Linked DNA regions of Mus musculus: regions 2, 3, 4, 5, 6 and 7 are each linked to region 1. The links are chromatin loops, found by intact Hi-C in ENCODE. Cell type or tissue: left cerebral cortex. All regions are shown on one strand. Region 1 holds the start of Htatsf1 (HIV TAT specific factor 1). Region 2 has its middle 10 kb from the start of Snord61. Region 3 holds the start of Mmgt1 (membrane magnesium transporter 1). Region 4 holds the start of Slc9a6 (solute carrier family 9 (sodium/hydrogen exchanger), member 6). Region 5 has its middle 16 kb from the start of Snord61. Region 6 holds the start of Rbmx (RNA binding motif protein, X chromosome). Region 7 overlaps Slc9a6 (solute carrier family 9 (sodium/hydrogen exchanger), member 6).

Region 1 (4,000 bases):
ATGCTATCACCCGTTCCTACATGTTTATAAATTACTACTTCTCTACAGTGTATATGACTAAAGTGGCCAATACATAAAACAAAAAAAGTATTGAATAAACGAGATGGTAAAACCCAAAGTCAACTAGTAATTTCATCACCGAATCCACTTTTGGGTACCCAGATACCAAATAATTGTTTGTCAGACTACTAAAAGCGCTCTTTAAAGAAATCACATGTACAGTCAAGTGGGCATTGCCAGTCCAGAAGTTCAATTGTAAATTTTTACAGTTTGGGATGCTTAAAATATGCACAAATAAATAGCTGAAATTTTTCAACCAACAATCAATCCCCCTGCACAATGGAAAAAGTTTTGTGTGATTGCCTCTCCGGTCGCTTGTCGCGCTGTTAGTTCCCTTTGATGCCAAAGTTCCTATGAGGCTAAGACTAACAGAGTACAGTTACCATACAGTTTACAAGACCAGGTTCAACACCACTTGTGCTATTTCCATGTTGAAATTAAACACTTAGCAATTCCCAAGTACAAATGTATAGATCTCTTTCATTCATTTCCTGTGCATTCCTAGTCATATTCCTGTGGTTATAGGGTCCGAACTCAGATGCCCTGGAACAAAATTTAATAGATAAAACAAGAATCAAGAAAAGTTTCTTCAGTAGAGGTGAATGACACCTCTTCCACCCTGTAAATCAACAAGCTGCATTCTACACAAACATGTACAGGAAGCGTAAATTAAGTTTGGCTATACAGGATAAAAGTCTTACTAATGTGATTTCCTTGGTGTTCTTCCTCTGTGCAGTAAAAATATCAAGATAAAAACGAATTGTGACCTTCACATACATACACAAATTAATAAGGCACAAAAAAATCACTTAAGGCACCACCCTAAGATTTACTTTCCTTTATACATCGGGAATGCAATAGACTGAACCAATAGACTAGCCACCAACCACCGGTTCAGAGACCTAGTACTTCAGTGGAGCAAACAGAAGAGGAATGTCCCGCAAGGGCTGCCAGTGAACCCTATGGCCCCGCTCCGCAGTGGGACTCCGATACTCTTTCTTACCTTAGGGAACCAAGCCTTCTTATCAAGGTCCCACTCGTAAGGAGTGTCATCTGGTGGTTGTCCCAAAGAATGGGCTTCTCCAGAGGGCTCATTCTGGGTGTCACCTTCCTTGGGGTCTCCTCCATACAATTCTTGCATTCGCAATTGCTCATCAAACTCATCGTTCCCGCTCAAGTTGTTGCCACTCATGGTTCTCACGTAGTCCCGGACACCGCGGTCAGAGAAGTGAAGAGGCCGAGAGGGCGCTGGACAAGAGCAGAGAAAGAGAGGTCTGCAGAGCTTGGACTGTGCACTGCAACTCCCGGGCCGCCTCCCGCAGCGCCCCAGCAGACCCTGGGAAGTCTGCGAGGCACCGCCCAGACTCCGCCCTCCCGCCCGCCCCCCTCGTGCACGCCTGCGCCAACAAATGGTCAGCGCTGTCGCTGCCACCCACCTGGCGGGCTCCGCAGGGCCTCGCCGCCGCCGCTGCTGGGGCCAGGGCGAGGCGGAAGCGCGCAGGCGCGCTGTCACCGCTGCGGCCGGTTCCGGAGGCGCCACAGCTTCCTCCCCGCCACGTCAGGCAACGAGTTGAGAGCGAAGTCCCCCTCAGGCTGATGCAGTCGCCATTGTCCGCGCGGGTGGCAACGTAGCGGGTCGCGCCGACCCGCCCACGGGACGTCAAAGGTCCGCGACGCTTGCGCGGCCAGGGGGCGGGGCCTCGGAGCCCGGCTGCCGCCGCGTGTCTGTACTTATTGGGAACTGGCCTTTAGGGACGCAGCCTGCCGAAATGCATGGCACCTCGTTAACCTCGGGCTCCTCTGCGCTCCGGACGAGTTTGGCCGAAGCGATAGCCTGAAAAAGGACTCTTCCAGTAGAGCTGGCGCGGAATGGGCTTTGCGGCAGGCGCCATCTTGGGGAGGTGGGTGGGACCGTGGGACAAGTTTCTCCCGCTTCGCGAAACCTTGGCGCCTCCTTCGCGCAAATCCCCGCCCCTGCACTGGAGCCGAGGATTGTCTTATTTTTCGAATGCTTGTCCTTAGTGTACACGCGGGTTTTGTTCATCTTAGTAACCCAAACACATAACATGCTGTTTGGAGGTCTAGTGAAGCATGAGTTAACAAGCAGTGGGCAGAAGGCCCCATCACTTCCTAATCTCACCCCCCTTTTAGGCATCTGGTACCACCCTCTGGCTGCTGTAGGTGAGAGGAGCTTTTGCCTGCAGCTTACTGCAACGTGTCCGAGGTGTTCCAGACTGGAATTTGAAGCTTGAGTGTAAACATAACCCTATGGCCTCATTTCCTTGTGTCTTAGTAAGACAGCCAACAGTCTTCCAAGAAAAGCTGAGCTTTTTCCTTAGATGTTTCATGCACCTAGAAAAGGGAAGGGGTCCATATTTTTAGGACAGACAAGTATTTACTGAACTCCTATTAAGTGCCAGGCTTTGAGGGAGATTCTGAGGCAGCAGCTAAGACATGCACAAATCAAGGGCGGTTCAGTTATAGTTGGCGAACAATATGACAGGAGCACCAGATGCGGGAGAGCAGCAATTATTTTGTTTTAAGCATTTTTTAAATATTTTTATTAGGTATTTTCCTCATTTACATTTCCAATGCTATCCCAAAAGTCCCCCATACCCCTCCCCACTCCCCTACCCACCCACTCCCACTTTTTGGCCCTGGCATTCCCCTGTACTGGGGCATATAAAGTTTGTAAGTCCAAATGGCCTCTCTTTCCAGTGATGACTGACTAGGCCATCTTTTGATACATATGCAGCTAGAGACAAGAGCTCCAGGGTACTGGTTAGTTCATATTGTTGTTCCACCTATAGGGTTGCAGATCCCTTTAGCTCCTTGGGTATTTTCTCTAGCTCCTCCATTGGGGGCCCTGTGATCCATCCAATAGCTGACTGTGAGCATCCACTTATGTGTTTGCTAGGCCCTGGCAAAGTCTCACAAGAGACAGCTATATCAGGGTCCTTTCAGCAAAATCTTGCTAGTGTATGCAATGGTGTCAGCGTTTGGAAGCTGATTATGGGATGGATCCCCGGATATGGCAGTCTCTAGATGGTCCGTCCTTTCATCACAGCTCCAAACTTTGTCTCTGTAACTCCTTCCATGGGTGTTTTGTTCCCAATTCTAAGAAGGGGCAAAGTGTCCACACTTTGGTCTTTGTTCTTCTTGAATTTCATGCGTTTAGCAAATTGTATCTTATATCTTGGGTATCCTAAGTTTCTGGGCTAATATCCACTTATCAGTGAGTACATATTGTGTGAGTTCCTTTGTGATTGGGTTACCTCACTCAGGATGATGCCCTCCAGGTCCATCCATTTGCCTAGGGATTTCATAAATTCATTCTTTTTAATAGCTGAGTAGTACTCCATTGTGTAAATGTACCACATTTTCTGTATCCATTCCTCTGTTGAGGGGCATCTGGGTTCTTTCCAGCTTCTGGCTATTATAAATAAGGCTGCTATGAACATAGTGCATCTTTTTACACTCAAAAAGTAGACAATTCTAAACAGCTTTTTTTTTGATGGATTACATTCATCAACAAGGCTCATTGCAATAATGTTAACTATTCAAGTAAAATTTTTAATCATTAAAAGTAAAAAGTGGGAGTGGGTGGGTAGGGGAGTGGGGGGGAGGGTATGGGGGACTTTTGGGATATCATTGGAAATGTAAATGAGGAAAATACCTGATAATAAAAAAGACACTAAAAAAAAAAGAAAAAAAGTAGCAATAAATACTATATGTGTAAACATCAGTACTATGACCCAGACTTGACCATAGGGAAAAGCTTGTCAGAAATTACTCCGATTCCAGTCACCTTTGTTTGTAAATACAGTGGTTCCAGGTGGGTTCTAGAATATTTTGGCTCCTCACAGACCTCTGAATCTGATTTCAACCTTAGTGATATTATTAAAGCAGTAGTTGTTTCCAAATATACTTATTTTTACGA
Region 2 (4,000 bases), 330 kb before region 1:
TCTTTTTTAAGCCCTTTTTGTAAGTAGAAATTCATTTTAGGCTTTTCAGGGTTTTTTTCCCCACCTAATTTTCCTCCCCAAACGTCAATTCTGGGGCACTGTTGATTTAGGTATAGGGACAGCCAGCAGACCCTTACCTTGATGGGTGACTCAGTATAAGATTGGGTTTTTCAGTGTGACCTCTGGGACTGCCCATGTAGCATGCATACTCCACGATCCAGCAGGCCTTCAGAACTGCTGTCTCTTGCTAATTCTGCTTTCTCTCTAGGTTGAAGTAGGGAATGGTTCTCTAGTGAGTTTAAATTCCAGTTTCAGCATTATTACTTGAGGGAACTTTGGAGAAATTAATCTGTAATTGATCTCTCACCTGTAAAGAAAGTTAATAATATGTATCCCAGAGGTGGAAGAGATTGACTTCATGAAACTGTCTCATAAAGTAAAAGCTACATAAGTATTAAATGATATTATTTTCTATCAATTTCTTTTTGTGTTATCTTCAGGGCTGGGCTTTGGGACCCAATTAGTTTCCCCTTTTGTTAGGGACTGAAAGTTCTTACAAGCTGTTTTTTTTTTTCTCCTAGGTTAGTCATAGTTAACTTTTACTTTCCTCCATTCACGATCCACCATTAGCAACTATTTTAATACCATGTATATCCTTATGTATAAGATCTTATTAATTAAGGGTTTTGTTTGTTTGACAAGGGTCTCTCTACATAGTCTGGCTGTCCTGGAACTCATACAAACCAGGCTGGCCTTACAGTCACAGATTTATCTGCCTCTACCTGCTGAGTGCTGGGATTAAAGGTGTGTGCCACCATGCCCAGCCTTCATATTGATATTTTTGAGACAAGGTCCTCACAGAACATAGACTGACCTCGAACTGCTTTCCCCTCTGGTATGTTAGATAGGTTTACACTACACCATGCCAGCACACCAAGTTTTTGAAGGGCTAGGAATAGAACTCAGGGCTTATGTTTATGCTAGGCAAGCACTCTACCAAGTTATATCCCCAGCCCTCTATTGCTATTAGTTCATTGCTTCTGATTCTAGCATAGCTTTTACTCCATGCTGAAACCCCACCCATGTTTGGCCTACGCATTCTTCCCAGCTTGATTCATATGCCCTTAGGTTGTGTGTCCAGGCCTGCTCAGAGCTTTCTGACATTTTGGCCCTGGCTCTTCAGCTGCTGGTTGAATATGGTTTTGGTGACTGTAGAGGAGGACAGAATCTTGCAAACTGTCCCATCTGTGATTTTGCTTTTAAGCAGAGGGATGCTTATTTCTACAGACTGTAGGGCAAGGTGCTTGGGCTTAAGCTGGAAGAAGTCCAGGTATCAATGTTCTGTCGCATCAGAGGCTTGCTAAGGTCCAGTTGTCACATTCTGAGTTCATCCCAGCCGATACTCAGCAGTATCTGTCAGGAGATTATTAGAAGTAAGCTTTTGTAGAGCTATCGGGAAGCTCTGATTCTCAGAGCAACTTGTGCTGAAACTTAATACACCCGAGCTTGCAATTTTCTTTGTAAGTGCAAGTAAAAGTCAAGACTTCGTGCATTCTCTGTTTGAAGGTCATCCCTACTGCTACTGTAGTGCACTTGGGATTTCAGTTGGTACTTTACGAATCACAAAAGGTAGCTTGATTATGAGCCTGCCTGCCAGACATTTGTGGCAGCTCATTTCCCTTTCTAAAGAGCACTGGGATGTCTGAAGACATTGCCTAACAGACCCCATATTGTGCGTTTACCTCAGGCTGGATTCGAGGAGGAGAAAACACTATTCTGTACAAGGAAAATTTGGTATGGGTTTCTGAATGGGTAGAGTAATAGAAGTAAAGGAGAATAAAGAGTATAGGATCGCCGGATAAAATAACAAACCTTAAATTACTCTAGTTGCTTCTGGTAGGGTTGAGATTAGAGTGCCCAAGGGAGACCCCCCCACACACACCTTTCTATTCTTCAAGACCTACTGTAGGGCTATTCTAGAAGATCAATGAAGAGCCTCACCACCTACTTAATCAAATATGGAGAGGCACGGTTAGGACTTGTTAAATGTTTAAGGGATACTGGTACCACAGTAGCAGAACCTACTAGAAATCTGCTCTCTACTGCTGGAGGAACTACATAGGGAAGTGTCTTGCCAGATGTACTCAACTGTAAAAAAACAGCCTATGGGTGTTTCTGGGGACTCTGTTACAGAGTCCAGAACATATGTGCCCTGAAGGAGCATAAAACCCAGACAGGCTCCTCAGGCTACAGACGTCTGTGCTGTGGAAGCAGGAACCAAACCCAAGTCCTGCGGTGGCGGCTTACTAATACTTTGCTGACAGGACCTCCAACTGGGCCAGCTGGCAAAGGCTCAGAATTCGTTTTCATTGAGACAGAATGAATTGAGAGTCAGGCAGTTAAAAATGACTGTAAAGGGTACTGGTGGTCACCTAAACTAATTCTAATGTTTTCTTCTTTGTAATTAAAATAAGTCATAGCCAGGCATGGTGATTATATACATTTTAAAATCTTAATCCCAACTAGATTTCTATACAATTGAGACCAGCCTGAACTAAACAGCCTAGATTGACCTTGACCCCCTACCCATACTTCCCCAGTGCTGGTATTGCAAGCATGTACCACCACTGTAACTAGTTTATGTGGTGCTGGGGATGGAAGTGAGGGCTTTTTGCATTGCTGTGCTAGCGCTCTACCAACTGAACTATGTTCTCGCCCCATTCCTTAACACTACAATACCTTACTTAGTTGTGGAATAGCATGCACTTTAGGCAGGCATGGTGATCCACACCTGTAATCATAATATTTGTGATGTAGAGACTAGAGGATCAGGCTGGATACATTTCATAGTTTCTTGATTTTTAGATAATGGTAGCATTTTATTTAGTGTTGTAGTTGAGACATCATTACTTTGTGGGTGGAGCCTTTTATAGTCTACTTATGTGTTGTTTTATTGTGGGATTCACCTATGACCTTGTACATTCTACAACTGAGTTATATCTTTAGTTTTGAGACAGTTTCACTAGGTAGCCCAGGCTGGCCTAGAATGTTCTATTGTAGACCAACCTGACCTTAAGCTCTTGGTGACCTTCCTGCTTTTGCCTCCCACATGCTAAGATTATTGGCATTAGTCACCATACCTTGCTTACCTTTTTTGAGGCAAGATCTCATGAGGCTAGCCTTGAACTTATCCTTTCAAGTACAAGGATTTCAGCTGTGTACCACCATGCTCAGTTTTATGTGCTGATGGGACTTGAACTTGGGGCTTTAGGCAAGCACTCTAGCAACTGTAGAGATATATCCCAGCCCTGGCTTGACTTTTTAAAAGTTTGTATTTTATTCATAGGAGTCTTTTATGTGCATCTGTGTACCACTGGCTTGACTGGTGCCTGAGTAGTCTAGAAGAGGGTGTCAGATCATCTTATAGATGGCCAAGAGCTGCCATATGGTGGATCTTCTTGAAGAACAGTCAGTGCTCTTAACTGCTGAGTCATCTCTATCTTCCCTTGGCCAATAAATTGTAAAAGATAGATGTTCAACACCATAAGAAAATGCAAATCAAAACTGCTGAGATTCTATTTACTTATTCAGAATGACACTCTTTTTTTAAAGATTTATTTATTATATGTAAGTACACTGTAGCTGTCTTCAGACACTCCACAAGAGGGCATCAAATCTTGTTACGGGTGGTTGTGAGCCACCATGTGGTTGCTGGGATTTGAACTCAGGACCTTTGGAAGAGCAGTCGGTGCTCTTACCCGCTGAGCCATCTAACCAACCCCCAGAATGGTACTCATTAAGGAAGGAGTAACAATGAATACTGGCAAGGATGTGGGGAAAAGGGAACCCTCCTTATTGCTTGTGTGAAGGTAAGCTTGGGCAGCTACTATAGAAGCCAAACTATACCATACCTGGCTATTTACTCTAAGGACTTCCTATCAACTCTTGGAGAGATACTTCTACATAGCTGTAGACTATATTCACCACAACTAAGTTAGGA
Region 3 (4,000 bases), 460 kb after region 1:
GGCCTCTCCTCCCATTGATGCCTGACAAGGCAATCCTCTGCTACATATGCAGCTGGAGCAATGGGTCTCTCCATGTGTACTTTTTGGTTGGTGGTTTAGTCCCTGGGAGTTCTGGGGTGTCTGGTTGGTTGATACTGTTGTTCTTCCTATGGGGTTGCAAACCCCTTCAGTCCTCCCCCTAACTCCTCCTCTTAAGCACCGTCCTGTCAACTAAATAGTGTTGAGTTGGCTTGTTCTGATTCTGAAGTTCATTGTTACTTGTCCTTTTGTAAGGAATATATGCTACTGCAATTGCTATGGATCAAGCACTGTGTGTAGAGGGTCCAGAGAACAGTGATGACTATGACTTAATGTGATGGGATCCAGTTTTTCAGATTTGAAGAAACTTAAGCATACCAAAAGACCACAGGCTTTTAAGAACTAGACTGAATCTCTGTAAAGATCTTTTCAGTGATAAAAACACTCTTTGTTCTTCACCAACAGTTGTTCACCCTTCATCCAACATGTTTGTATGCAATGCCTGCTGTTTGACAATGTTCTAGAGAGGGAGAAAGCTGTCTTCTTGCAGCTCCCATCCTAGAGTGGGAAGAGAGGCAGCAAACAATAGCAACCCAACAAACATAATAAAGAAATAACATCGTTTAGAAGATGATATAAAGTCAGAATAGAATAAGGAGATCATACCTGAGAATGCTTCAACTTTCAAAGGCATGGTAAGGACCAGCAGTACTGACCAGGTACTGGTGAGTCAACTGATTCAGATGACACAGTTCTTTGGAGACTGATGGGAAAGAATGGTAATCAGGCTTCACACTTATTTTGTGATATGACATCAACAAAGCTGTGCCACTCAGCCAGGGGCACTGAAGTAACTTATATAGAGTTGAGGGTGTGAGTTACCTTTGGCCATAAAAATGTCGTGCCCACAGGGTTTACTCACACGCAAATGAATACTCAGCAGTGAGTAGCTAGGAATGCTGATCTGGAGCTAAGGAGTTATGGTATTTGAGGTAAAGTTGTTGATTTGGAATCACTGGAAAAACTAAGCTGGTCTGAAGTGGAAATGAACTAATGAGCTTGCTGAGAGTAGAGCGAAAAGAGATCCAGGAAAAACTCTCCTTCTGAATGCCTACATTTTAGGAGATGAAGATAAAAATGGAGAAAGGTTACAGTTGTGTGCTCATCAGACTGTTTCCAACATCCCTTTATTCTCCCTTCATACATTCTAGCTTTCTTCATGACAAAACAGTCCCGCTGTGCTACACTCTCTTTTGTGTGGATCTTGCTCATAGAAACGTAAAGCAGAAAGGTAAGATGTTGAACCAATGCTCTGAGCGTCCCCAACATGCGAGAGTTCAGGGCTCCATACCCCCCAAGTTACTCTCTACACTTTATTTACTTCCTCACGTTGATGCCCTTGCAACCTGCCTCGGTAACCGTTTCTGAGGCCAGAGGCATAAGAAAGACTTAGTGAAAGGAAAGGACTCTGTTGGGAGGAAAACCAAATCAATTAACCAATTATCAAATACCAAGTACCAGGCTTTCGAGTTCTACGCCCACAGCCATTTAGCAACGCCACCAGCCCCACCTTCTTCTCCTCCCAGGCCTTTCCGTAAGTCCCGCCCCTTCTCCAAATCCGGCGCGTATTTGCGGACGCTCTACCTCGTCTCCCCATTGGTCTCGCTCGGCCTGTTCTTTCACGCCCCCAACTCAGCCCTGCCTCTCTCCGGGAAGCTGCACTGCGCAGTCGCAGAGGAGGCCTCAGGCCCTTTTTCCGTGTCGCTGTCCCCTTCTTCCCGGCATTCCTTTTTCCGCGTTCTCTCGGCGGCTCTCTGGGTCTGGCCACCGCCGGCACTTCGCGCCCAGGGCTCTGGTGACGTCATGTTCCTGCGCCGCGTGGACGCCCGCCGGTGAAAGGAGGAGTACCTCTGCCGCCCTTCGTCTCCTTTTGTTGGGCTGCCGCTCCTTCTGAATCATGGCGCCGTCGCTGTGGAAGGGGCTTGTAGGTGTCGGGCTTTTTGCCCTAGCCCACGCTGCCTTTTCAGCTGCGCAGCGTAAGTAACTGAGGGACTGGGACCGCTCGCGTGGGGGACACCAGGGGCTGTGGGGGCGCTCCCCTAAGGGACTGTTGAACCCAGTGCAGGAGAGCCGTTTTAGGTCGGGGTGACTAAGTAAAGCCGTGCAGGGTCCTCAGCGGAGGGCTTGAGATCAGATGGCTGAGGAACACCTAGATTGCAGGACGGCCAGAAGAGGTTGCTGAGGTTTGAGAAAGAATTCAGACCGGGACTCTGTCCCAGAACTCCAGACACGACATGCCATATGCAGCCTAGGTAGCTAAGACAAAGTGTGGAATTGAGAACTTTGCATGCATGTGGCATCGTGACAGCTAGCTAGACAGCATCCCGGCCACTCTGCTGTCCAGGCAAAGACGGAGAAGTTAAGTGACCGCTTGCCTCAGGGAGGCACTGTGACACGGGGAAAGAGCAGTGGACTGGTTTAAAAGGTTGGTTGTTAACATTTTGCTTAACTGTTAAATCTGTGTGACCTTGGGCAAATGATAACGGTGCTGTATGGTGGGTTTTTATTTTTGTATTTTTTTGTTTTTTGTTTTTGTTTGTTTTCTCAGATCAATAATTGAAGTTGCTTCTGCTTTTAGGTGCTAGAGGTTCCTTGATTCCTTTAAGGGAATTCTTAGACTAGTGGAAAAACTAGTGGGCCAACAAATAATTGCAGTAAGATAATGTGAATGTTCCAAAGGTGTGTGTGTGTGTGTGTGTGTGTGTATGTGTATGTATGTGTGTATGTATGTTCATGGGGAGTAGTAATTTGGTGGGACCCTGGGGAAAGTGCCTTAGAGCTTTGCTGCTCATAGTGTGGTCAGTAGAGCAGCATCGTGGACATCACCTGGGACCTTGTTAGTGTCTACTCAGGCTCCACCTCAGAACTGTTGAATCAGAATATTCGTTTTAATAAATCCCTGGGTGATTTATAGTTTGTGAAGCACTGTCCTGGAGGAGAATAGGATACACTGGAGTACTGGTTATTTTCGAAGTAAGCTTTGGCTCTACTATAGTCACAAAGCAAGTAAGGCCCTTGCTTGAACTCCAACAGCCTCATTTTCCCAGTGAAGAAATGCCTAGCTGAAGATAGTCTTAAATTTCCAGAGTAGACTTCATTCAAACAAGAAAGTTAGCTAGAAGTGTGTCATTAAAAGGTTAATCCAAACAGCATATGATATTGGATTGATTTTGCTTTTATCCCTGTCCTTACAGGCTCTGTAAGTTCAAATATACTCTGCCTGCATATTTTTTTAAGCAGACTCAATACATTCACACAAGTCATTTTAAGTCTAGAGTACATTATGAATTAGGGATTGTCCTATTTAATCTAGAAGTGGATTGTCCTACTTCATCTAGAATAATATTGTCCTGCTTGATGTAGAATTAAGATTTTGGATTTTTATATTTTTCAAGTGCTAAGAATGCCTTGTGGACTGAAGCAAGACCTCTGCACTGCTCGTGCTGGCAAAAGACTGCCATTTACCTTTGACACTAGTTGTGTCATGGGAAATTGTGGCAGCAGATAGCATCCTATGGTGCTGGAGCATGCTCATCTCTGCCATAGTGACCTTTGATATAGCAGAGCTCTCACTGTTCATACACGAAATAAACCCTGTTCACCTTTCACGTTCCCATTTGCCACAGAGGAAACTGAGGCAGTGCAACTCTGTTCACTTTCCCATTGTAACATTCTGCAATTGAAGTAAGTGCTGGAGTTGCTGAGGATGTCTTGAATGAGGTACAGTAAATTGTAGTAAACAGAAAAGCTGGTGCTATGTATGACTTGGGGTTACCAGTTTCTAGATCCTGATCGCAGCCTTCAGTCCCTTGCAGCCTGCAGAAGTGAAGGCAGCAGCAGAATTAAGCAGTAGCAAGGACAGAAATTGAAGTCCTGGAACTCGAGTTACATCACTGCACTGAAGAGGAACATTTCCATACCA
Region 4 (4,000 bases), 440 kb after region 1:
CTCGTACCATCAACTACCATGGCATACCATTTCTCTCAATAGGAAAGAGCTTATCTGTGATCAAGCCCTTATTTTAACAATATAAGGCTCATTTTGCACTTAACCACAGTTCAAATACCATTATATGCATGTCTATAGTTCCTGTATATAATATATAATAATAAACTACCCAGTATATGTTCGCTGAAGATAGTAAACAAGTCACATACAGTGTCACACAGAGAAAGGAGATGAAATGTATAGCTTGTATGACCGATTAGCCTTAAGGGGCACTACAAATTGAATGGCATTTTTGACATTTTAGCAAACAGGGACAGTCCTCATGCTTAGAATTTATTACCTTACAAATGGAATGGGAGCCTGAGTCCATGCACTTTCTTAAGCCACACAACTACCTTTTATTGCCACCCTTGATATGCACACACATTCTAGAAGTCTGGGTTTCCTTGAAGTGGGTGGGTGGGGGCTGCATGAAAAAAACGCCTTTTAGTTCCAAGCCTTCGCATGCCCATCTTCAAGTCTCAGAAACAAACCTCAACTGGCTCAGTAATTCAAGGCTGTACCAAATGAAGATAATCGTCACACATGCACTGCACAGACAGGATTGTCTGTCTACCCTCATCTCTTCAGCCATACCCTCCTAGGCAGATATGAGACTGTCAGCAAGATCTTTTCCCCTCACAAGACTAGAGAAATGGTTCAAAAGGCTTCTAAGCCCATGGGTTGGTTTTTTTGTTTTTGTTTTTGTTTTGCCTCCTCTCCTCTGTCTCTCTGTCTCTTTCTCTTTTTCTCCGCCCCCCACCCCCTATGTATCATCTGTCCCTCCCCCAACACACACACACACACACACACACACACACACACAGATAAATAACCTCAAAAGAAAACACAGTGAATGAAGAACCAAAATCATTTACACAGCAATTGATCAATAACCTCATGCCAACAGCAAGTCACCCGTATGCATATGCATGAAGGTTCGTAATTACCACTTGGCTGGCCAATTCTCATCATATGGTACGTAACATGCGGCTGGAAGAACCATAACTCTTACTAGTCCTCACTTTCATAAGCCTGAATCCAAAGGGTCAACCCTAAGGCTCCCCATCAGGTGTAGTATAATAAATGAGGACAATATTTAAAATGCCCTAAGCCTTCTGTAGCCTACTTCAGGTTTTTAGTTTGTGTGGGTCCCACGGGAGTAAGGTTATCATTTGCACCTAGAAAGGCGGCATAGCAAAAGCTGGGCAATAAGTAAAGGTCGACTCTGGTTCCAAATGAATGCCAGATGCTGGCAGTACAGCTACTACTGCAGCTTCAACGAACCTTAAACAAACTGACACCCCAGAGACAGAGATTGCAAAGATGTCTTCCCCGCCCCCAGCCCCATCCCATCCACCGCACCCGACTCTCTTTCCCACATCCTCTACACCCACCCGTCCTGCTCCCCAACTTGGAAGGCAGAGAAGGGGCAGCAGGGAGCTGAGAAAAAGGGGGTGGGGTCGGAGGCGAAAACAGCAAGGAGAGCCAGACAAAATGGGGAGGCGAGGCTGAGAACGAGATAGGAAAAATGGGGGGCGTAGCAGAAATAAAAGGGGGTGAGCCAGAGAAACGGAGGACGATTTAAGGCGAGGTGGAAAACGAAATGAGAAGGGGAGCAGAATGTAGGCCGAGCAGGACCAGGACAGGAGGTGAAGGAACCGGCAAGCAGAGAAAGGGACCGTGCCAGCTAGGGGACAGGGGTCCAAGTCACTTGCCATAAATCATAGCAAGGCCGGTTTCGTGCAGGAAGCGGGCCCGGCGGTGCTTGAAGAGCCAGATCGTCAGAATGGTGAGGGTGAGCAGCAGGATGAAGATGAGCAGGTTGGCGCTGTCCTGCCGATGGCTCTCCTCCGCCTGCTTCTCGGACACGATCTCCTCGTCCATGGCTCTGGTCGTTCCCCCGGAGCCGTCCAGAGCCCCGGTCCAGCCAAAGAAGCTCACTGCGAAGAGCAACCAAAGGGGCCGCATGAGCGGACGCGCCCGGGGCCCGCAGACGCCACGGCGAACGGGCGCCAGCCGCCAGCCGCGCCGAGCCCCAGCCATGTCTTCCCCCCACCCCCTGCCCCCCGCCCCTCTCCTCACCCGCAGCCGCCCGTGGCCCGACCACTCCCCGTGGGCTCACGGGAAAGGGGCGGGGCTAGAGCCCAGCCGGCGGTGCAGGCACCGCCCAGCAGGGCCTCCACTCTTAAAGTGACAGCCACAGCTCCCGCCTGCCTGTCCCCATTCTTTGGCTTGTCTACCCACCTACAGGCACGCCTAGAGCTCAGTCCCAAAGTGAAAACTTATCGAATCTAATCCACTGTTTTCCTCTGAAGAAACACGGGGCCAGTGTCATCAGAAGCAGGTTGCACGCTCTCCACTTGGGTTCAATTCTGACAGCTGGGAAGGGGACAGAAATCGATCTTCATAACCCATCTGGATATCGTCCCCCAGTGTCTCTTAAAGGCATAAGAAGTTGTCCCCATGGGAGTGGCCTTAAACTCCAGCTCTGTAATTTAAATCGGGATCCCCTTATTCTGCCCTTATTGGGGAAACAGTAACACTGTAAGAGTTCAAAAAAGAATTCACACAAAGGCATGGATCATAGATGTAGCTGTATAATCGGGTTTTCTTTGGATGTCAATGTTTAATATATGTCATCCATCATCAGGAATGAACACATAGGTTCATCAGCCTTGCAAAGAGTAGGCAATCAAGTTTGTGCTCAGATTTACCTCAGAGCTGTGCTACCTTGGAGAAGAAATCTTTGCTGGTACAGGGCTTTTGCCTCCCCTGTTGTCTTTTTTACTGTTACTTTAAGGCAAATTTCACCGCTTCTTACCCATTTGACTCCTTACCTTTCATTTCCCTTTCCCCAAAGAGGAATTTCTGCAGATCCCTCTAGAACTCATGAGGCAAGATTTTCACAGCTCACCTCCATAGTTGAGCTGTGCTTGGGGACTTTTTCAGAGTCTCCATACTTGCGGGCTCACTCCTTAGGTGAGTTAGGCTTCGTTTTATCTAGACTTTCACTTCTACACGAATAAGCTACACATTTCAAGCCCTGGCCTGCCACTGTTCCTTAAGGCCTCTATCTGTTGGGTAGTGAGTCTATCCTCTAAATTAGCTTATTCTTTCCTCTCTGAATATATATCCTTCCTCAAAGCCTTCATGACATCAGCAGTACTATTTACTATCTATCCCAACCCTGCCATTTTGTATATAGCATACCATTTTGAAACCTTTTCATCTCAGGGCCACATCACCCAACAACAACTACAAGCCACCCTGGTCTGTGAGGATAGCGAACTGGATGCCTCTTCCTTAACAAACTGCTTAAGCTCTGTGAGGATAGCGAACTTCAGGGAAATCAAAACAACTCTGGAATGGTTGTCCTGTGTGACTGGCCAGGAATATTTTTTCCAACAATAACGGCCCATTCTTTCCTATTAGTAGCTGGGGCTCTGTGTCGTCCCAAGCAGACCATGGCCACCTGCCTCCTTTCCCTTGTTTCCTGTCTAACTGTCCTTCCCTGTCCACACAGGGCTGGGCACCTTACCGTATACAGGCAAGCAACTCAGGAAAGGAACATGCCTGAGTTTCCCAGTGTGCTCTCTTCAGACCCAGCTGGATGCCCCTCCCCCACTCCCACCTCAGAACAGGCTTACCTCCTTTGGGCATAGCCACTCACTCCAAGGCTATTTTGCTTCTGCACAAAAATTACCTTCTGACAAGGGTCTGGATCTTAAGGACAAAGTCACAGGTGTGTTTTCTTGACCACAATGAACAAATCTCTTCCAACCCCAGGCTCCCACCAGTTCCCATGGCTCTAACAACTTAATCTTTTGCACCAACAGCCTCTTGATAGTAGTTAGGGTTCCAGGAGGAATCTACACTGCAATAACTTCACCAGACAGTCAAACCCATGACCCTAGGCTCCCCTCAGAATATTCTCTCTCAAACACACAGTTTCCACTTC
Region 5 (4,000 bases), 320 kb before region 1:
TAGCTGTGGGTAGAATTTCATCAGAGGAAATTCCTTATAACCAAATTTCATCTATTCCAAAACTCATATTAGATTTTGAAGATGGTCATGCAGCTTTGTAAACTTGCCAAAAAAAAAATCTGTTACAATTATAACTGAATTTTGTGCTTTCAAAATGACACCTCAATAAAGCAATTTTTACAAACATCTGTTGAATGTGAAAGTGTGATGATTGTCACTAGTACTTATGGGGATACAGTCTAAGACCACACTCATTTTGTTTTCCTCTGCTATCCCAGAGAGCAGCTTGCTGGGGTTCCATGTGCTCCTTCCTGTGTTTTAGTTTTTGAGGAGCCACCATATGGCTGTACAACTTTACTAATGCCTTCCCTATCACCTGTGTGCAAGGCTTTCCCATTTCCTCATAGCCTCACTCACACAACAGCCATTCCTACTGAGTCAAGGTGACATTTCAACGGAGTTTGATTTCTATCTCCCTGATAGTGACGTGGAACATTCCCCTGTTGATCTGTGGGTCATCCTTTCTTCCTTCTTTCCTTCCTTCCTTTCTGTTTTATTTTCCGTTTCAAAACAGGGTCTCAAATAATAATTAAGGCTGGCTTGGAACTCATGGCAATCCTCCTGCCTTGGCCTCCTAGTGCTAGGAATATAGGTATGTGCCACTTCACTGGCTCTGTGTGTCTTTTAAGAAATGTTTGTTTAGAGCTAAGTGTGGTGTCATATACCTCTGAATTCTAGTTACTCACAGAGAGTCAGGAGATTGGGGGAAAGGTCATCCTGGCCTACATAGTAGGACCTGTCTCAAGAATATAACAGAAACAAAGAAGGTATGGCAGGGGGAAATAAGAGAATTTCATTAAGATATTTGGCTTGATTTAAAAATTGGGTTACTTCTTTCAGGTGTCCATCTCACCTCTTGTACAGGCTAGCTTCCATCTCATGGGAAACCTGGTGAGCCTGCAATGTCTGGACTAATTTTTTTGTTGGTTAGTTTGAGATTTCTTTTTCTTTATTTTTTTACCTTTTTAGCTTTGACTTGTTTGAGACTTTTGTCAATTTTGGATATTAAAAAGTAGGAAAAAATGAGGATTGGCAAGATGGCTCATTAGGTAAAAGCAATGGCTTAGAAAGTGATGGTCTGGCTGGTCCTCTGAATCCATGTTGGAAGAAAAGAACCAACTCATGGAAATTGTCCTGTGATCTACACACACACACACACACACACACACACAAACTTCTGGCTTATACCCTCTTGTGAGATATACAGACTTTTGCTCTGTTGATGGCTTCCTCTGCCATGGCTGTATAACAGCATTTTTGTTGGGATGTGGTCCTACTTGTATATTGTTTATTTACAGTGTTTTTGCTGCCTTATCAGAAACTTGCCCTTTCCGGTGCCATGATGAGCCCTCCCTTAGCTTATATGGTCTTATATTTAAGTGTTTGATCTGTTTTGCACTTATTTTTATTTTATTTTTTGTTTTATGAGACAGGGTCTCTCTGTGTAGTTCTGGCTGTCCTGGAACTCACTCTGTAGTCCAGGCTGTCCTTGAACTCAGAAATCCACCTGCCTCTGCCTCCCAAGTGCTGGGACTAAAGGCATGTGCCACCACTGCCCTGCTTTTATTTCATTTTTATTGTTTTTTTTTAATGTTCTTTTTTTTTTTTTTTTTTTTTTGGTGGTGGTGGTGATTAGAGACAGGGTTTCTCTTTGTAGCCATGGCTATCCTGGAACTAACTCTGCAGACCAGGCTGGCCCAAACTCACAGAGATCTGCCTACTTCTGTCTCCTGAGTGCTGGAATTAAAAGCATCCACCACCATCAGTCAGCCTGAGCTGATTTTTATAACTGATAAAAGGTAGGAATCTGTTTTCAATTTTCTGCTGTGAATATCTAATTTTCCTAGCACCACTTCTTGAAAAGACTGTCATTTGCTCATAACACCAGAGTCAATATAAAATGAGCAAATCAGTCTTTTCAATATTGACTCCGTTGTTTAAAATCAGTTGGCTATAACTATGGATTTATTTTTGGGTTTTCTACCCTGTTCCTTGGTGTCTTTGTGCATTATTATGTCCAAAGCAGCATGTTATTTTGGTTATTATATCTTAATAATGGGTTCTCTTAAAAAAAAAAGAAAGATCCATTTGTGTGTGTGTGTGTGTGTGTGTGTGTGTGTGTGTGTTCCTATGTATACAGGTGCATGTGGGTGCCCTTGAAGGCCAGAAGGCATTGGATCTGTTGGAGCTGGGGATGTGGGGAATTGAATTTGCAAATGTGCTCCTTACTACCAAGCCATGACTCCAGCTCTGGGCTGTATTGTAAAGCCAGGCAGGGCAATGCTTCCAGCCTTGTTCTTTTCGCTGAGTGTTTTCACTGACTTTGCAGGGTCACCAGAAGGATTCCTATGAGATGGAGGCTAGCCTGAGCTACAAACCATGGGTGGGCACCTGAAAGTAACCCAATTTTTAAATCGAGTCAAATATCTTAATACAATTCTGTTATCCCCCCCCCCCTTTGACTATTTAGTGTCTTTTGTAGTCCCTTATCAATTTTAGGATACTTTTTCTATTTCTGTAAAGAATGTAATTGGTATTTTGATAATGGTTGTTTTTAATTTGTTGACCACGTTGGGTATAAAGACTATTTTGACACTATCAATTCTGTCAATCAGTGCCACCAGTTATCTGTTTATTTCTGTAAATCACTTTCAATTTGTGCTGTGCTTTGGTTGTCATTTGTACCATACAAGTTTGCCAGAGCTTAGTCTCCAGAGAGTTTTATACTATGGAACCTTAAGGGCTAGAGCTCAGTAAGAAGTCCTTAGGCCACTAGGGTGTGTCAATAGAAAGCATTAAGTAGTCTGTCTGGGACTGTGAATTCTTTGGTTTTAAGTTTCTTCTTTTTTTGAGAATTTCTAGTATATATATAATGAAAAAGACTCCTCGTTGTTTTCTTCCTCTAACTCCCCTCTTTAGCCCCCAATCTGTTCCCTTCCAACTTTGTCTTTTTAAAAATAATCCACCAAATCCACGTAGTGCTGGCTATATGTGCATGGGTTTGAAGTCATCCACTGCCGATGTCAGCAACAGTTGACTCAGGCTTGCTCCACTCCCCTGAGGCAATGAGTTTGCTGGGCTGAGCTAATTCTTGCCAGTACAACATATTATAAAAGACTTAGCCTGAGCTGAAATAAATGGTGGCTCTTTAATCCCAGAATTTAGAAAGCAGAGAGGCAGAGGAATTGCCACACACTCAAGGCCAGCCTGGCCTACATAGTTAATACTAGACTAAGGAGCGTAGAGTGGGCCCTTTCTCAGAAAATGAACAGATGTGCTGGATAGATAGCTCAGCACGTAACCCTTCCTGCTCCTCCACAATGTAGAAGTCAGAGGATAGCTTGAGGGAACTGTTTCTCTCCTTCCATTACTTGGGTCCCAGGGAGTAAACTCAGGTCACCCAGCTTGGTGACAAGGTTTTCTACCCACTGGGCAACCCTGCCTGCCTTTTTCACATCTATTCCTACTCCATTATGAAACAATTTACAATAGCCATTGTAAGGAATCAACCTTAGTGTCCATTGACAGAGAGTGTGTGTGGTGGGGGTGGGGGCGGGGGCAAGAGGAAGAAAGGAGAGTCACTATCCATAAACTGGGTAAAATTCTGTCTGATTCAACATCATGGATAAGGCTGATAGACATTTATGTTAAATGACATGTCAGAAATAAAAATACCAAATGATCTCATTCAGGCATGGAAAATTTTAAAGCAAATATATTTAGCCCACTGTAAGAGCACAGTGGGCATTGCAATAATGAAGGAATGTCCTGTCTACACGTGCTATGTTTAAAAATTGACTTCTTGCGTATTTGCATATGTGCAGTCACAAGACACTGGGGAGGGCAAGTGGGAGATGTTGGGTAATAGGTATGCTTTTGTAGTTAAACAGTAGGAATAAGTTCTGGTGTGCCATTGCACAACAGGGTACCTACTGAACAG
Region 6 (4,000 bases), 340 kb before region 1:
GCAATTTAACAACATCTGGAATCAACTAAAAATCCCCAAAATGGAGGGCATAGGTATATGAGGAATTTTTGCCTAATTTGAAGTAGGAAGGTCTACTTGTTGTGTTTGGTGTGTGTGTGTGTGTGAGAGAGAGAGAGAGTGTGTGTTTTGAGACAGGGTTTCTCTGTGTAGCCCAGGTTGTCTTGGAACACACTCTGTAAACCAGGCTGGCCTCAAACTTAGATCTGCCTGCCTTGCCTCTGAAATGCTAGGATTAAAGGTGTGTGCCACCACACTCAGTGCAAGATCCACTTCTTATCCTGACCTTTCTGGTAAGACACACCTGTAATTCAGATCTTTTGATGTGGGAAGACTATCTGGGTCTTGAGGCAGGAAAACACACCTTTAATCCAGATCCTGAGTACTAAAACCACTTTTAATCTGTGCTATACTTTCCAAGTCCTAGATAAGGGCTTGGAATAAGAAAGCCTTTGCTTTTTGCCTGCTTGCTCTCACCTTGCTAGCAAGTGCATTCCTTCACTGGCATTAGAGCCTACTTTTTAGGGATTCTAGCATCTACTGAAGACCAGCCTCTACATCCAGCCTCGTGGACTGAGGAACTTCTGGGTTCATAGTCAGTCATTGTCGCATTACCTGGTCCACAGTCTGTAAGTCATTCTAATAAATCTTTCCACATATCTCATATATATTTGATTTTGAATTGAATTTTTGTTATGTATCAGAAACCTTTTATTATTGCCACTTTTACTACTATGCCCACATTCAATTCTATCACCCCATATGAGGAAATATGATCCATAGTATAAAAGGCTGGTATCTAAAATCGTTTTTCTTGGGAGGCAAAGACAGGGATCTCCAGCCTGGTCTGCAGAGCAAGTTGTAGGACAGCCAGACAGGAACAGAAAAAGAAAAAAGGAAAAAGGAAAGAAAAGAAATGAAAAGAAAATCCCCTCTAGGTTAAATTGTTATTTTTCTTTCACAAGCAGATAAAAATTTAGAATGCAGAACCTGGTCTGGTAGCTCATGCCTGTAATTCCAGCACTTGGAAATCTGAGGCAGGATCAGAGCTGTGAATTCCAAGACCACTCTCAGCCTGACTGGTACTGTCTCAAAACACAAAACAAATTAAGAATGCTCACTTAAAGTTCAAGCATGCTTGGTAGCATTTTTTTTTTTTTGTTTGGTTTGGTGTTTGAGACAGACTCTAACAAAGCCAGTCTGTGCTGAAACGCGTAACTGCCCTACTTCAGCGTCCCAAATACTGGGATGAAATGTGTGGGTAAGCACTCCCAACTATCGTCAGGGATTTTTGTTTGACAGTCTTAACCCCGAGGCACCTGACTCTGGTCTCACTTGCACAGAAATCAAGTAGGTACTCAGTAATCGTTCTATATGAATGATATTTTTGTAATGTCATCAAGTTCTGTTTTCACTTAACACTTACTTAACAGATTCTTCCAATGTATTACTTATTGCTCAAGAAAATTTAGCCAGTTATTGAGTATCAACGAAACTTCTTTGTTTCTTATTTCTATAACGTTGGCATTCTACCGTTTTTTCACATTGCTTTTGGAATTAGGATTTTCATGCAAAAGTAAAAGTTTTGCGCCTTGTTTGACCTAATAGGTTGCTCAATAAATTTACTTCTCTAGTCAATAAATCCCGTCCAGTGTTTTAGCATATTTAGCGAAGCTAAAAGGCGCCTTGGAGGAGAATGGATGGGGGCAGGGCAAACGGTTAAAATCCGGCACCGGCCAGAACTTTAAGAGACACAGGAAAGAGGCGGAGTGACTAGTGAATGACAAAGGGAACAGCCAATGAAGAATCTGGGAACCACTCCCTCCCCTCCCTTCGTGCTTCAAATTCTAAGCTTAATTTCCATCCGGGTTCTTCAGCCTCGTTCCCGGGTAGTATAAAGATTGCAGTCTCCTTTGTTCGCCCTCGTTGCGCAGTCGTCCTAGCGTCATTTCTGTTCCGTTCTGAAAATCGGTAGCTGTCACTGGTGCGGCGCTGCTCGGGAGGTCCGGTCGGCGAGCTCAGAGGAGCTTGAGACCGTCGCAGTCCCCTCGGGTAGGACTTTCCTTTCCTTGGCCTGTTTTCCATACAGACTTGTTAGAGCTGGATGTCATTTGTTTCCCGGGAGATAGTGGCGGCGGGCGCCATTTTAAGACACCCAAAGGTGTCAACCTATTTAAAGCAGAAGGGGTGGAAGCAGCACATTATGGGGTCAGTTATCTGAGTGCGTCTCCCGGAGGTTTGGCTGTCCCCTGTCGCGGGAGGGCGGAGGGCGCAGCTTTGTAGGTGGGGCGGGACGTGCTGGGACCGCGGGAGTAACACCAGAATAGCGTCCGTGCTAATGATAGGCTGGTGGACTTCTGAGGCTTCCTCTGGTCCTTGGCGGCAAGGAGAGGAAGCTTTCTGAGTTTTCGCTGCAACTGTCAATGCAAAAGTTAGTTCGTCCGGAGGCTGTTGGTGGTTCTGGGTTCGTTCCAAGTGTCGCCATTTTGTCTTTAACACGCGGTTTTTAATGAGTCTTAATTAGGTGTCAGGACTGGAAAAGAGTGTTAAGAGTGTGTGATTCTGAGTTCCGTTATCTTCGGACTCTGGCACTTTTTCTTTTCGATCGGATAACTAACAATCTTTCGTTGGGCTAGATGCAGCGACTTTGTCCTAAGGTAGAGATTTGTCCCTAAACTTAACTAGGGAATCTAAATGTGGAAAGGGCTTGCTCCTTACTTGGTGTGTCTGGCTGGTGACCTTGAATGAATAGGAAGTCTTTTATACCTTTGGCTTCGGGTTGGGGGCGGTGGGGCGGATAGCAAGTAGGTTGATAGGTAACGGAATGTTTTAAAGATAAGAGATCAAGACCATAGCCAGGTGTGGTGGCCCCCTTCTGTTAATTCCTGCACTCTAAGGTTGCAATCTTATATTAAAAGTAAAATACATTTAAAAGTAGCCTTTTTAAGTGTTGAGTAGCTCTTCATTGACTAAAAGCAGGGCAGATGAAGATGGTAAATTAGGCAGGCCCTTTTAACCCTGTTAATGAAAATTGCGCTGCACTGTTAGCCAAAGTATTTCAATTGATTTTCTACCACACTTGAGGTTTATTGGTATCTTTAGTTACTAAAGAATAAAGATTTTAACAAAACATGAGCCATAATTAAGCTGTTCAATAAACTTTGGGGACTTTCTACAGAGAGATAATAATACCATTTTTCAGCAGACCCCCATCGGTTAAGAGGAAAAATGGTTGAAGCAGATCGCCCAGGAAAGCTCTTTATTGGTGGGCTTAATACAGAGACGAATGAGAAAGCCCTTGAGGCAGTGTTTGGCAAATATGGACGAATAGTGGAAGGTGAGTTATCTAAAATCGTATGATATATTAATAAAATTAAAAGACAAGCTGTGATGAATTTGAATCCACTGATCTTCCGACATGATAAATGCATTGTCCTCTAAGAAGTTCTGAGCTTGCTTCTCGCAGATGTGCGCTGATTATCTTTGTTTGAATGAAACTAAACCCCACCCCCCCAACTGTTTCAGTTCTTTTGATGAAGGACCGAGAAACGAATAAGTCAAGAGGATTCGCTTTTGTCACTTTTGAAAGCCCAGCAGATGCAAAGGATGCTGCCAGAGACATGAATGGAAAGGTATGATTGTCTGCTTAATAAAAAGGTGTTTCTTAGTGACAAAAATAACTAAAAAGTGTTATCTAAGTTTCAGTCCAGCAGAGCTCTGAAATTTTTATTTTGTGTATGCATGCATATTAAGAGACTTCTGTTCACAGACACTACTATCCTGAATTTTATTTTATTGGTTTTTTTTTTTTTTTGAGTCAGTCTTGACTCAATGTCTTTTGTAGTCTTGACTAAGATCAGGCTGACCTCAAACTCACAGATCTTCCTCGGTGTGTCAGAAATAGACCCATGCCCAGTCTCTAGACTGAATTTTATTGTGATTCCACAACCAAATTTTGTGGCTAATGCTAAGGGTTATTTAT
Region 7 (4,000 bases), 400 kb after region 1:
GTTTTATGACAGAGGCAGAGGCACTGAAACACTAGGAGCCCTTGGACCTATCCCAGAAGCTTACAAGGATGAGGGTGTACATAATCTGGTTTGCCCAAGGAATTCTACTTTAAGATTCTAACCACAAAACAGGCAACTACTTACTATATCACATATATACAGACAGACACATGCACACAGTCATCACTCAAAATTAGCATTTAGGAAGTGAATTGAGTAAATGTTTTCATTTAAAGCACACACTGTAGAAAAAATATGCCATGCCATGTTTCAGGAAACAATAGGAATTATGTTTCAAAAGGTATTTTCCATTTTCAAAAACCTCGTATGTGATTTCTCATCTAATATGTAATAGGGAATCACTTATTCTGTGGTGCTCAGAAACCATTAAAAAGAGGGTGGAAAATACCAGAAAAGGGTGGTCAGTCTCATGAGGACAGACAGCTTTGCTGTGCCCAGTCCACAAGTCTGCAGCTCACAGCTGAGAAACACAAAAGGAAGGAAGTGAGGAGCTGTGTTGAAAAGGCCTAGGGTAAGAGAGTGTAAACCCCAAAACATGCAGGGGAGACCAGCTGGAGACTCAGAAGCGAAGCTTCAAGGCGGTTCTCAAGGGCAGCTGCTGGTCATCCAACTTGAAAGTTACACAGGAAGAGCAGCTGGAGCGGACTGACATCAGAGCCCAGCCTTCCTGCGCAACCAGAGTGGAAAAAGGCTCCCCGTGCCAGAGCACTCACTTGAACACCCAGGAGCACTTAAGAGCCTATTCTCCTCAGTGGCAGAAACCCAGGATGGCCACAGATAGGCAAGCTGTCACCCTTGATAGCCACTTACAGCCTAAACTATGACTCTGTTTCTATGGAACAGTGAGAAACGCCAGAAATGATGTCAGCTAAAAGCCGAGGCAAACAAAAGAGTATCAAAAAAGAGGCATGAAGTCTAAGAGAGACAGTTTTCTTTCCAAAAGACTGAACATTGGACAGAAATGCCAGGGACAACACAAGTGCATATTTACCAAATGTTCTTGGTCTGAATCAACACCAACCCTAAAGGAAAAACACAAAGAGCAAATGAGATTTTTGATCCAATGGAAGGTCTCCCCACATATATACAGTGTCGGGCAAATACTTTTCTCAACACAGAAGCTCCAGAATGGTCACTGTTCTCTCTCTTCTCTGGCGCCTGCCGCTTTCTTTAGCAAGAGCTTTGGGTCTAAGGCAAGCAGGGCAGGTATTCTAGTCCTAGAACCTCACTTACCAGTTCCAGTACAATAGCACTTCTCCTGAAAGCAGTGGGGGAGAGGAACACTGCCCCAGTTGCTCAGTAAGAATGATTAGAAAGTTTCGCAAACAAAGCTGGCATACTGCTCTCATGGTGACATTGTTAGGATGACAGAAGAGGGTTCGGTTCCAGGGGGACTGCAGGGTCCCCTGACTGGATGGGCATTTAGTCTTGGTTCCTCAGAACACGTGTACCTACATCAAATTCCTTCTTTGGACATTCCAGGGAACAAGTTCATTAGGTAGCTCTGAGTCTCTTCTCTAGTTTAAGACCTGCCAGCTCTGTTCTTTCCCCTCCCCTGCCTGTCAGGTCTCTCCTCGTCATCTGTCCCTGCTGTTCCAGCCTCCGTTCTGACTCATGGGTTCTGTTGAGTAAGCCTTTCCAGCTGCCAGGCATGGAACTCTTCAGGTCACTGTTTCACAGAAGCTTCTGAGAACAGCTCACAATCCTTAAACCTTTTAAGTCGAAAGTCCTTTGGAGGACTCAAACTTCTCGACACACTAGTAGCCACCCCTTACTCCAGCCTACCTTGCCCCACCCCCCCACTGACAGTCATTCTATAACACACTCCTTTCCCCATACCTTTGGCAACTTCAAGAGTCAATACTGTTCTGGCTCATGCCACTCATTCCCTTAGGTGGCAATGTGTGTCCTCTCACCTTTCTACTCCCTTGTCAAGTGCCAAAGTAACTGCTCTATGCCATGTCTACACAGAATCACCTCCCTTTATGCTTCTGCAGCCCTTTCTCAGTTCTTTATTACAAAATACATCACAGTACAGTATAATTATTTACCTGTCCGTCTCCCCAAAAAGACTGTGAGCTTCTTGAGGGTAAAGGCCATGTGTCAATTCATCTCTGTATCCCCAGAGTCTAGCATAGTACCTGACACACAGTAGGTGCTCAAATGTGTATTGATTCGGTTACCAACTACAGACAGCACAGGCAACACACAAGTACAAGAAGCAACATCTGCAACATCTGCAAAGACAACACTCAAAAGAGGAAGATGCTACAACACCACATCTGGAAGGTGAGGGAGTCATGGTCAAGTATCTGAAAACAGGTGGCCGAGACCAGATTCAAAGCTCAAACAAAGGCTCACTTGTTAAAAATGTCCAGAAACTGTTTAATAGCTTTCCAGTCACATTGGACTCTAACCACATTTATGCATCTCAAGTGACACCTAGTGGTCAAGATGATAGAACACTTAGAACATTAAAATCGCACTTTATCCAAAACCAGTATTAATAAACATTTACAGAACACTTATTATTTGCCAGGCACTGTGCTAGGCACAGGGCATAGACATGAATTAAACATGGTCCCTGTTCTCAAGGGGCTCACAGACTAGTGGAGAAACAGACCCAACTACAGCAGACACAAAAGAGTTTGCCGTTAAGGCAGGATAGTGTCGGGACTTCTCCAGGATAATTTCCAGCTAGCTATGTCAGTTCAGTCATTCTATGTGGTCCTAAGAACAATGCATCTAGTATCAGCACAAAGTGTTCCTGCAAGGATTAAATGAGAACAATGTACTGAAAACGTTTAAAGTGCTTGATGCATCACTAGCGCTAAGTGGTAGGTAGCTCTTCTAGCAATATTGGATTACAAGGATGAATGGGCTAATTGCTGTGATGGACAGACCCAATGCTACACAGCAACTCCAAGAAAAAAGAATCGGGGAGGGGGAAGGGTAGTAGTGTCAGTTCTTGAGAATGAAAGAGAATCCCAGGCCAAGCAAAGGCTCAGCAACAAAGAAATGCAAAGCATGTGTGCTAGCTAAATGATAGGGAGCCAAGTGTGACTGTCACACATGTGAAAGGATGCAAGCTGATTAACTCACTGGGGATCTGATGCTTCTAAGACGGGGGACATGATCTTTTTACACTAGAAATTAGACCATGTCTTTCTCTTGCTTTATTATCTTCAAAATCCCCACTGAATTTTCCAACCCAAAGTCTTTGCTATATCCTACAAAACCCTACATCAGAAGTGATACCATAACTCTCACACACACCCAGTGGTAAATAAGGTCTTGTTGGTACACGACCATACTATGTGGCCCCATATCACCCAGATCTGGGGAGCTGTAACAAAGATCTAGGGAAGTCAAAAGGTTTTGCTACTGGTCCTTCATGGGTAGTTTTCAGAATCCTGATCCCTTTGGGTCTGGTCTACATGTTTTTCTACTTACCAATTTGATCACTCTCATCATGCAAGCTTTTCTCTGTGTCAAACAGGCCGAATCTGCTCCTGCCTTCAGGTCTTTGCTACTGATTTTTCCCTCTGTTTGGACTGCTCTTCCTGGTCATTGTTGAACTGGCAGGGTCTTGCCACTCAGGCAGACTGAGTTCAAATATAACCTCTCTGAGAGACCTTGCCTGGCTTCTTCATATTATATATACCCCATTCCCAGGCACTGTTCCAGCATCTTCATTTCTGTCACATGTAGTATCATCTAAAACTGTCATGCTCATTTATTAACTAGTGTATTATCACTTTACCCACTAACTGTAACAAAGAACTTCTCTATCTTTTACTGCCACCGTCCTTTTGAATAAGGTTATTTCATTTTAGCACTACCAGCATTTTGGACCAGATAATTCTTTAATTGCAGGTCTAGATAGTAGCCTATTCAGTGCCCTGTAGGATGTTTAATAGGATACTGGCCTCTGCCTACTACATAGTAATGGCAGTCCTTTCTCCTAGTTATGACCATC

The links. A loop is a pair of places that touch in the nucleus more often than their neighbours do. Peaks named below come from ENCODE experiments on the same cell type or tissue, not always from the same donor. Only the 100,000 strongest peaks of a DNase experiment are listed, where the experiment ranks them.
Region 2: a loop joins it to region 1, with 3 times the contacts of the local background. A loop is called at or near these places in 12 of 42 quality-filtered maps.
Region 3: it touches region 1 in a loop (6-fold over the local background); 8 of 42 quality-filtered maps call a loop at or near these places.
Region 4: a loop joins it to region 1, with 2.9 times the contacts of the local background. A loop is called at or near these places in 3 of 42 quality-filtered maps.
Region 5: a loop joins it to region 1, with 3 times the contacts of the local background. A loop is called at or near these places in 6 of 42 quality-filtered maps.
Region 6: a loop joins it to region 1, with 9 times the contacts of the local background. A loop is called at or near these places in 11 of 42 quality-filtered maps.
Region 7: a loop joins it to region 1, with 2.6 times the contacts of the local background. A loop is called at or near these places in 3 of 42 quality-filtered maps.

Annotation. Positions count from the first base shown.
Region 1 is chrX:57,051,262-57,055,261 of GRCm38, reverse strand. Htatsf1 (HIV TAT specific factor 1) reads right to left here and starts at 1,692. Exons shown (of 10, transcript NM_028242.2): 1 at 1,497-1,692; 2 at 1,064-1,308. The coding sequence starts at 1,252. In left cerebral cortex, no CTCF peak of the experiment used is centred here; DNase peaks (open chromatin) are centred at 1,628 and 2,015; H3K4me3 peaks cover 1,791 bases; H3K27ac peaks cover 853 bases.
Region 2 is chrX:57,379,333-57,383,332 of GRCm38, reverse strand. No RefSeq gene overlaps it. Among named protein-coding and RNA genes, the nearest start is that of Snord61, 10 kb to the left of the region's middle. In left cerebral cortex, no CTCF peak of the experiment used is centred here; a DNase peak (open chromatin) is centred at 2,296.
Region 3 is chrX:56,595,839-56,599,838 of GRCm38, reverse strand. It overlaps Mmgt1 (membrane magnesium transporter 1), which reads left to right and starts at 1,895. Exons shown (of 4, transcript NM_146234.4): 1 at 1,895-2,054. The coding sequence starts at 1,976. It overlaps Gm36239 (a long non-coding RNA gene), which reads right to left and starts at 1,647. Exons shown (of 3, transcript XR_386934.2): 1 at 1,537-1,647; 2 at 685-781; 3 at 183-576. In left cerebral cortex, no CTCF peak of the experiment used is centred here; DNase peaks (open chromatin) are centred at 1,768 and 2,337; H3K4me3 peaks cover 1,413 bases; H3K27ac peaks cover 334 bases.
Region 4 is chrX:56,607,945-56,611,944 of GRCm38, reverse strand. Slc9a6 (solute carrier family 9 (sodium/hydrogen exchanger), member 6) reads right to left here and starts at 2,110. Exons shown (of 16, transcript NM_172780.4): 1 at 1,758-2,110. The coding sequence starts at 2,085. In left cerebral cortex, a CTCF peak has its summit at 2,232; DNase peaks (open chromatin) are centred at 1,043, 1,599, 1,905, 2,214 and 1 more place; H3K4me3 peaks cover 1,766 bases; H3K27ac peaks cover 417 bases.
Region 5 is chrX:57,373,070-57,377,069 of GRCm38, reverse strand. No RefSeq gene overlaps it. Among named protein-coding and RNA genes, the nearest start is that of Snord61, 16 kb to the left of the region's middle. In left cerebral cortex, no CTCF peak of the experiment used is centred here; no DNase peak of the experiment used is centred here.
Region 6 is chrX:57,390,922-57,394,921 of GRCm38, reverse strand. Rbmx (RNA binding motif protein, X chromosome) reads left to right here and starts at 1,886. Exons shown (of 9, transcript NM_011252.4): 1 at 1,886-2,070; 2 at 3,224-3,355; 3 at 3,544-3,650. The coding sequence starts at 3,247. It overlaps Snord61 (small nucleolar RNA, C/D box 61), which reads left to right and starts at 3,413; the gene lies at 3,413-3,474. In left cerebral cortex, no CTCF peak of the experiment used is centred here; DNase peaks (open chromatin) are centred at 1,215 and 1,853; H3K4me3 peaks cover 2,366 bases; H3K27ac peaks cover 890 bases.
Region 7 is chrX:56,648,671-56,652,670 of GRCm38, reverse strand. Slc9a6 (solute carrier family 9 (sodium/hydrogen exchanger), member 6) reads right to left here. Exons shown (of 16, transcript NM_172780.4): 13 at 1,013-1,043. Among named protein-coding and RNA genes, the nearest start is that of Gm39515, 32 kb to the left of the region's middle. In left cerebral cortex, a CTCF peak has its summit at 2,466 (motif pointing left); DNase peaks (open chromatin) are centred at 1,609 and 2,438.